Linked DNA regions of Homo sapiens: regions 1 and 2 are each linked to region 3. A link is a contact called in ENCODE Hi-C data. All regions are on one chromosome and are shown on one strand. Each heading gives the region's core, a stretch centred on a gene start or an enhancer-like site at or near the end of the contact. The rest is flanking DNA. Distances are from core to core; before and after follow the strand shown. Region 1 overlaps KIF13A (kinesin family member 13A). Region 2 overlaps KIF13A (kinesin family member 13A). Region 3 overlaps LOC105374955 (a long non-coding RNA gene).

Region 1 (2,700 bases), core at 18-2,517, 620 kb before region 3:
AAGAAATGACCCTATTCATCTGTATATTACGTCAATGGTCAGCCAACTTCTCAGCTCTGAGAGATTCCACCAATGATCAAGAAATCCTTTGGGTATATTGAACACAGTGAGATGTCTAGGGAAAAGAAGAAGGAAGGGGAGAGCCAGGTGCAATGGTATGCACCTGCAGTCCCAGCTGCTTGTGAGGCTGAGGTGGGAGGATCACTTGAGCCTGGGAGTTTGAGGCTGCAATGAGCTATGATCACACCTGTGAATAGCCACTGCACTCCAGCCTGGACAACCTAGTGAGATCCCATTGCTAAAAGGAAATAATAATATTAACAAAAAAAGAGAAGGAAATCATAATAATAACAAAAAAAGAGAAAGGAATGTAGAACTATGAGGGAATTTCTCCTTCCTGTAATTCTCTGCCTTTCCTCACCTTGCCTCCCTGCCCAGTGAAGTACAACTCACACTACTCAAGACCTGCTCAAATGTCACCTCCTCCAATGTTTTCTCAACTTCCTCCCTATAATTATTGCCTCCTCTGGGCTGTCTTAGCCAACAGCTCTCCCTCTCTAACACACACTCATCTACCTAAGTAACTGCACATTTTACATTAATTTGGGATTGTGGTAACATAAATGGAATACCTACTAAGATAATGCTTGGCACACAGTGAAATTCAGTCTATGGCAGCTACTGTTATCAATATTATCATTATGTACTGATGGACTTCGCTCCCCCATTAATAGCATAGCTACTGCTGTAGAGCGTTTGTTATGTACCAGGCACCAACCTAAATACTTTATATTCTCACCAAGCTGGAAGGTTTTCTGAGCCAGGGACTGTGCTAACTCATCTTTATTCTCTCTAGGTACAGGATAGTGTAGATGGGTACTCAGTATTTGCTGAATTAAATAGAAAGAGAAGTGAAAAGGCAAAAAAGGCCATGTGTGTGGGAGTTGCTACAGACTGTTTGGTTCTGTGTCAAAAATATCAATGCAAAACACACTACTTCCTAGCGCCCAAATCTAAAATCAAAAGGGCTTCCCTTGGGGAAAAAAGTCTGCTCTATGTGGACTTGCTTTGCTTTGTATGAAGGAGTGTGTCCTCTCCTCTACACTGCCTTCTTCCTCTCTTTGTACAATTAATCCGCTGTTCACATCTGCAGACCCAGCTGCCATTAACAGCCTGTTCTGCCACTATCTACTTTGAAAACTGAGCCCCAGAGCTCTCTGAAAAGCCCCATTTCTCCAGTTTTAGGAACATTAGCTTGCCAATGTCCTGTTTTGTGGTTTTCAACTTTGTCAATTTGAAAGACTACAATTAATATGAAAGCGACACTTCAAATGTGTTCACATTTCACCACACCATGTTATGAGCACTGAGTCATACCAAGTAAAGTTCTAGATTTCACTTCATGTTCAAATTTTTCTTTTAATGCCAAGTTTCAATGCTTTTCTCTTTTTCATCTTTCTCCTGATATCAAAGTTGTGAAGATTCATAAAAGAAAAAAAGGAAGAGTTAAACTTCATTCATCTCAGAGGAACTGGACTGAAACTGAAAGGAAACCCCAGCACCAAGAGCCTGTGTGATCACAGAACTGCCTTCACTACTGCTTTTCTAAAAGCAGCTCTGCCAGGAGGAACTCCAGCATGTATCTGAACACATCTCCTAAGGAATGCTAGAGTCATCACCCTTATTACTGGTGAGTTTTATTGACAGATCTACCTTCCCATTTAAACATATGTCAAGTAACAGCTGTCTTTTGGCAATGTAATTAATCATTTCCTTTACATATGCCTATAGATACATACCAAATAATGTCTTGCATTACAGTCGGCATGGACTGATTGTGAAGATGTGAAAGCCTCTTAAAGATTCAAAGCCAACAGCATTTGCTGCACATCTACAAGGCATTGTCCCTGATCTCAGGGAATGCACGGTCTGTTCTAGAAAACAACTATCCTTGGAAAATACTACTCTGCATTGCAGTTCAAATTTCTATGGATGCAAGGAGAAGGTATCTCTACAAAGAGCTAATTCATGCTTTCATTCATTTAATGAATAAATCTGAAAACAGGAAATCATCCTCCCAAAACCCAGACCAATATTATAACAGCACAGAGCTTCCATTTAACACTGCACACATAAACTAGTGGTGCATAAGCAATGAAGCACTAATTCAGTTCTAACTCTTTCAAATACTCTACTCATTTCATATTTAATCCTCTATCATTCATTTTCAAAATCCGCTTCACTGGTGGCTGAGGAGTGGGGGTCGGAGTGTCACAAATGCACAATCTGTGGTATTTCCAGTTCTTTCATATCCTGATCACTTCTCAAAAAACCTAGCCACCCAAATAACTTCTTCAACAGCACATTCAAAGGTGATGTGGATATTTTCAAACACAGAATACTTCTTCTTCAATAAAAACAGTCCAAAAGATAAGTTGCAAATGTCTAAGCATCTGCTATCAGATCCTATCTGCTATCTCTGATAAATGATTATTGTTACTCATAAAAATGAGAAGAAAAATAAAACCTAGATTAAATCTGAGTCATGCTAATATCACCCACCATGAGCAATCTCTGGGTCTGGCTCAGAACTTCTGGACCAAGACCTCATTTCTTGTGCCTATCTCTCCAGTCCCCTCTGCCTCACTGCACCATGCCAGGTACATAGAGCCACAGAGAGGAGAATGCTAGGCTGACTCC
Region 2 (2,762 bases), core at 201-2,700, 670 kb before region 3:
AGGTGAGGCTCCTTGCTTCAATTTTGGCTTATTCTCCATTGCATTTTATGTATTTACTAGGCAGATCAGAATCCTTAACAAGGTGTCTCACTGTTCTCAAGCAGGCAATACCTTCGCATTTAGAGATTCAGGTGTGTGGACAGCATATGTAAGCTGCCTTCAAGGCCCCAGGTCCCCAATCCTTGAAAGTTCGTTTCTGTAACTCAGAAAGTGTGTGTATGTGTGAGATTAAAAATGCCCTGATGGTTGGCTGAATGCCTTATGTCAGTCACAGTGTCCTAAATCAATGTCAATCAGATATCTTATTTCTCACTTTGCAGAGTAAGCAAGCAGTTCTAAAAGTGTGATCTGAGAACCCCCGGGGTCTCTGAGAACCTTTCAGGAGGCCTATGAAGTCAAAACTACTTCAATAGAAACATGAACATGTTGTTTGCCTTTGCTCTCTCATTTTATCATGTGTGTGTGTATTGGTGGAATTTTCCAGAGTCTATGAGACATGTAATGATGTTATAGCCCTGAGGGCTAAGGGTTGTACGTTTATGTTTGTAGTTTAAAATGTTCTCAGTCTTAGGGTCCAATACAGTAAACACGGATATAACCCAGACACATGAAAGTTCTTTGGAGTCCTTGATACTTTTTTTAAGAGTGTAAATGGGTTCTGAAGTCAGAAAATTTGAGAAATGCTACAGTAAGCTATCCAACGTGGCATGTCCTGCGACCACAGTGGCAACAGGGCGGCCCCATCCCACCTCTACACCTGAAGGGTGATTATGGGACCAAAAGTTATTTCCTGAGGATGTGGGTTTACAAGGGATAGACCTAGAAGAACATTGTTGTCTATTTAATCTAGGACGAGGGTCTCCTTTAGGCTTGTGTTGATCTTGAGATCTCCTTGGAATTACTCAGAAGCATAACTAAGAACCTCCAGAGCTTCTCAGGAGCTTTGTGGAAGAACACAGATATTCCCAGAATCCTCACCATCTCACACCTAGAGCCTTCTCATAAAGCTAGGCATCACCTCGACACCTACTGTTGCCCACTTATGCCACTCTGAAGCCTGGACTCACAGGAGATCAGCCCCAACTGCACAGCCCCAGATGATACAAAATAGCTGTTTTTCCTTCTCAGTGGTGATCGGAGGGCACTATCCATCTTAGTTTTACTGAGGGCTAAGCTGGATACAAAAAGCAACATCACAGAGACAGGCACCCAGATTCAACTACGAACTGTATAGGAATGAATCTTGATTGCATATGTATTTATATGTTCTCCTACCTTTAAATAATAAACCAGAAGTTCGTTAAGAGCAGGGTCTGCATTCAGATTGACTAAGTAGCATTTGTCATCCCCCACCTTGATACCGGACATCTCCAGGGAAATCCCCATGCTTTCAAGTTGTCGTTGTCTTTCCTGTGCACAAAAACAGACAAAAGAAGGAAACTCTGTTTGTTGTTCTATTCACAAGATGTATCCACGGAAAGAGTAAGTCACTGTTTCTGGGGACAATGCCAATGGGATTACACATGCTACTCTGCTCAACCACATTAACAGAGAGTCTACAGTGCATGACATCTTGTGGCAGGCGTGATAGGGGCACCAAGGATGAACCAGACACCATTTTGGCTCTTAAGGAGCTTAGAATCTAGTAGAGGGAACAAGACCACATAACTAGAGCACAAAAGAGGAGAGTGTTGTGCTATTGAAGGGTACAAAATGCCAGGGGCTTCCCAGGAGAGACATCATGATGGGTTAAGAGACCAAGAAAGGCTGCAGAAAGAGGATATATTTGAGATAGTTCTTGAAGCATAAGAATAATTTCAACAGAAATATAAAGATAGGGTGTTCTTGGGGCATGGCATACGGAAGCACACTAAAGAAAGGTTCTGGACATACTAGATGATTTCAGGGGCCAAGAACCCCTGGCAAATATCAGAAAGCAGTGAGAGTTAAGGCTGGAAGAGAAGGTTGGGTCTCTACTGCGGAAGGCCTTGTATTCACTCATTCATTCATTCATTCAAGATATATTTATTAGAGTCTACAATGTAGTAGGTATTGATCTCGGGCTGGGAATACAGCACTGAACCCAATGAAGTCCCGTCTTTCATGAAAAGTTATATTCTGGTGGGAGGAGACAGGCCATAAGAAAACAGTTAAGTCAATATGGTACATAGAATTTCCAATGGTGTTAAGTACTATGGAGAAACATAAAGCAATGTTAAGCGGGACAGTGAGTGAGGTGTAGGGGTATGTGTGGGTGTGAACGATATCTATAAGAAACACATCAGCAGAAGGCTGGACTGGGTTCCAGTGACTGCTGTTAAGCTACGTGATTGGGATGGTCCAATATTTCCAAATGATCAATGAGATTAAAAATGTTCGTGAAATATATAATGTAGAGAAATTCATAATGCACATAACCCCGAGAATTAGTCCTTCCTTTATATTTTAACTTAAGTAAAAGTTAAAATATAAACATACAGCATTTCCTAACAAGCCCAAAGAATCAAATACATTGAAAAATTATGATATGCTATACGTTACAAATTCTCTGTCAATTAGGTAGCCTCTTGGGAGGCTAAGGCGGGTGGATCACCTGAGGTCAGGAGTTTGAGACCAGCCTGGCCAACATGGTGAATCCCTGACTCTACCAAAAGATACAAAAATTGGCCAGTTGTGGTGGCACACACCTATAGTCCTAGCTATTTGGGAGGCTGAGGCAGGAGAATAGCTTGAACTGGGGAGGCGGAGGTTGCAGTGAGCCA
Region 3 (2,700 bases), core at 201-2,700:
GGCCAGGCGCGGTGACTCACGCCTGTAATCCTAGCACTTTGGGAGGCTGAGGCGGGTGGATCACATGAGGTCAGGAGTTTGAAACCAGCCTGGTCAACATGGTGAAACCCCGTCTCTACTAAAAATACAAAAATTAGCTGGGCATGGTGGCGGGCGCCTGTAATCCCACCTACTTGGGAAGCTGAGGCAGGAGAATCACTTGAACCCAGGAGGCAGAGGTTGCAATGAGCTGAGATTGTGCCACTGCACTCCAGCCTGGGCGACAGAGTAAGACTCTGTCTGAAAAAACAAAGATGCGGCTGCTGACAGGCATAGAGGGAAAAAAGAGCAGAGTGGATACTTTTCACAGAGTGTGATCAGTTATATAGACCAGAGGGAAGAAATTGGGGGACAGAAAGGGGGAAAAGCTATCTGGGCCTTAAGTTAAAATCTATGAGAGATGACTTTTTTAGTGGGAGGAGCTGGTGACTTAAAAACTCTCTCTGCCTACAGGGGCTCCCATTTGACTGTTAGAGACTTTTTCCTTTGGATGAAACATGGTTCTTTCACCACAATTCTCATTTAAAATATAGATATTTCTTGAAGGGGTAACATGTTAAGCTATCTGTTCCTTTTCCTGTTCATTTTCCTACTGACAGGGGCAGCCTGGGTAAAAGTGATGACACAGAATTATCTGGAAAGGGAAAATTGAAATCAGGATGTGGAACAGAGGACTTTAGAGACTCTTCTTCATCACTTTGCTTAGGTTTTAGTTTCACTGGGATTTGCTGAGAGGACAGGGAATGAGTGTCCCAGGGTGTCTGCCTGAGACTGGAATTGAGGAAGGGGTGAAATGTTAACCAGAGAGCTGGGAGGGCAAATCCCTGGTATCCAGAAGCTGAATAGCACTTCTGTTCCCTCACTGTATGCTATTGAGTGTGTTGGCCCAGCATGGTGGAAACACCGCATTCCCAGGCTGAGCACCTCATGCTTCTGCAGAGAAAATGCTTTTCCGCCTCAGCTTGTGTCACGCCAGATGCACTCTGATCTCAGAGGGAAATGTGTGCTACTGGTAATTAATAAATAACCTATCACAGTTTACAAAAACCTTTCAAATCCAGCACGGCATTTGGTTCTCATGTGTTCCTCTCAGGGTGCTAGATGAAATTCTGACTCTAATTCCTCTAGTAGATGAGGAAATGAGAACACGGAGTTTCTTAAGATTACTCACTTGGAAAGTCATGGAGTTACCCGGAAGCAATATGGCTCGCCCTTGCACCAAATCTCACTGTTGACAATGACGATGGTGGGTGCTTCTCTTACTAGAATATCAGTTTATTTCTCCAGCTCTTCTCTGAGGAAAATAATACCCCTGAGGACAAATTTGAGGCACTGTTATGTGAAATGCTGACTCCCTGAGAAGGAAGGGAACGTTGGAAGCCGAGAATGCTTGTGCAGTTCCTCTCATGCTGCAGTTTTCTGGTGCCATCTGCTGCTCTGTTCAAGTAATGGCAGACGAATGGCTCTTGGTTGAAGGAAGGCAATGGTTGTAGTGAAGTGCGTCTTTAGGGTAACAGAATTGAGTTTTTATCAAACTGGGGTGTGTGTAGGTCATTGTACTCATTTCAGTGGTTTATGAGGACTTTTTAAAAGTTGTCTTTTCCCAAAACACTAGGATTGCAAGGAAAGATCTGATGTGCAACTTATGGTATGCTATGCTATTAATTATATCAATGAATAGTTGCATGTTAAGAGAGATAGAGAGAAAGAACAATAATTCATTCCAAAGGAGGGAGCCCTCCAGTAGACTCTGAGCTATTTGAGGGTAAGAACCAACTTAGTTATCTTCGTACCACTAACCTACCAAGTGCCTGCCACCAGTTGTGGGCACCAGTGAAATATATGCTCATTCTGTCACTGATGGTACAATTTTGGGTACAGTGGCATATGCATGAGACTACGTACATCCGCCCTGGCCAGCAGTCTTCTCAGAACATGAGTGAGTTAGGGAATTCTTCTCTTATTTCCACAGAGGCAGGTAGCCTGAGCATGGGGGATATACACCTTTAAGAGACAAATACCAATCCAGTTCTTTACAAAGGACAGGGCTGGATTTTGTTTTTAGAGGCCAGTTAAGGAATGTGAAAAGATGACAGCATTTAATCCATAAAATGAAGAGAATGTGACATAATCCATTTGTAGGCCCCATTCTTAATATCCACAATTAGTATTAGAGACAGGGACTCTAGCCGAGGGATGGGGCAGGAATAGGTCCTAAGTTTAGGAAAGTTTCCAATGGGGCAGAGATTCCCAAGATATATCTCTTGCCTCTAATGAGAAGATACAGAAGGGAGACTTGGAAACAGTTTGTTCTTTGGACATCTTGCTCCTGCTAACCACCTGTGTAAGGCATCGCCAGGCGTCCCTAGCCCTAGATTTCACCCAGCTACTTCTTGTGGGCTGTGGGGAGGGTATGGAGCAGCATCTGCTAATGTGGAATCTAACATTCACGTAGAATGGCTTGAGGCCTTTCTGTTAGGAAGTGGGAGTATCTCCGAGGAGGCAGAGTCTACAAGCCTAAAATGAGAGTGAAGATATTTCCCCTTCATTTTATTTTTACACTTAATTCAGCAAACAGCTATGTGCATGAACAGGTGTGTGAGTTAAAATATGCCTTTACATGTGACTATTTAAAGGAAACTTAATTCTTTTGAAAAGCAA

Evidence for each region. Hi-C counts contacts between places; a loop is a spot of excess contacts on that map. Pooled maps may share reads with other maps.
Region 1: a loop to region 3 is called in a map of mammary epithelial cell, with 7 times the contacts of the local background. The contact joins two enhancer-like sites. A Hi-C loop is called at or near these places in 1 of 168 maps with a recorded cell type or tissue (mammary epithelial cell), 1 of 37 single-sample maps with no recorded cell type and 6 of 50 pooled maps.
Region 2: a map of dorsolateral prefrontal cortex shows a loop between it and region 3 (8-fold over the local background). The contact joins two enhancer-like sites. A Hi-C loop is called at or near these places in 2 of 168 maps with a recorded cell type or tissue (IMR-90 and dorsolateral prefrontal cortex), 1 of 37 single-sample maps with no recorded cell type and 7 of 50 pooled maps.

The regions. Positions count from the first base shown.
Region 1 is chr6:17,883,629-17,886,328 of GRCh38, forward strand. The region is part of intron 3 of KIF13A (kinesin family member 13A); the gene reads right to left. Among named protein-coding and RNA genes, the nearest start is that of KIF13A, 100 kb to the right of the region's middle. RefSeq lists a silencer at 990-1,284. Within about 2 kb of position 1,268, at least 3 of the 41 ENCODE cell types and tissues checked have a DNase peak (open chromatin) inside an H3K27ac peak, as active enhancers do.
Region 2 is chr6:17,829,826-17,832,587 of GRCh38, forward strand. It overlaps KIF13A (kinesin family member 13A), which reads right to left. Exons shown (of 39, transcript NM_022113.6): 13 at 1,276-1,410. Among named protein-coding and RNA genes, the nearest start is that of NUP153-AS1, 120 kb to the left of the region's middle. Within about 2 kb of position 1,451, at least 2 of the 41 ENCODE cell types and tissues checked have a DNase peak (open chromatin) inside an H3K27ac peak, as active enhancers do.
Region 3 is chr6:18,502,706-18,505,405 of GRCh38, forward strand. All of the region lies in intron 2 of LOC105374955 (a long non-coding RNA gene), which reads left to right. Among named protein-coding and RNA genes, the nearest start is that of MIR548A1HG, 19 kb to the right of the region's middle. Within about 2 kb of position 1,451, at least 17 of the 41 ENCODE cell types and tissues checked have a DNase peak (open chromatin) inside an H3K27ac peak, as active enhancers do.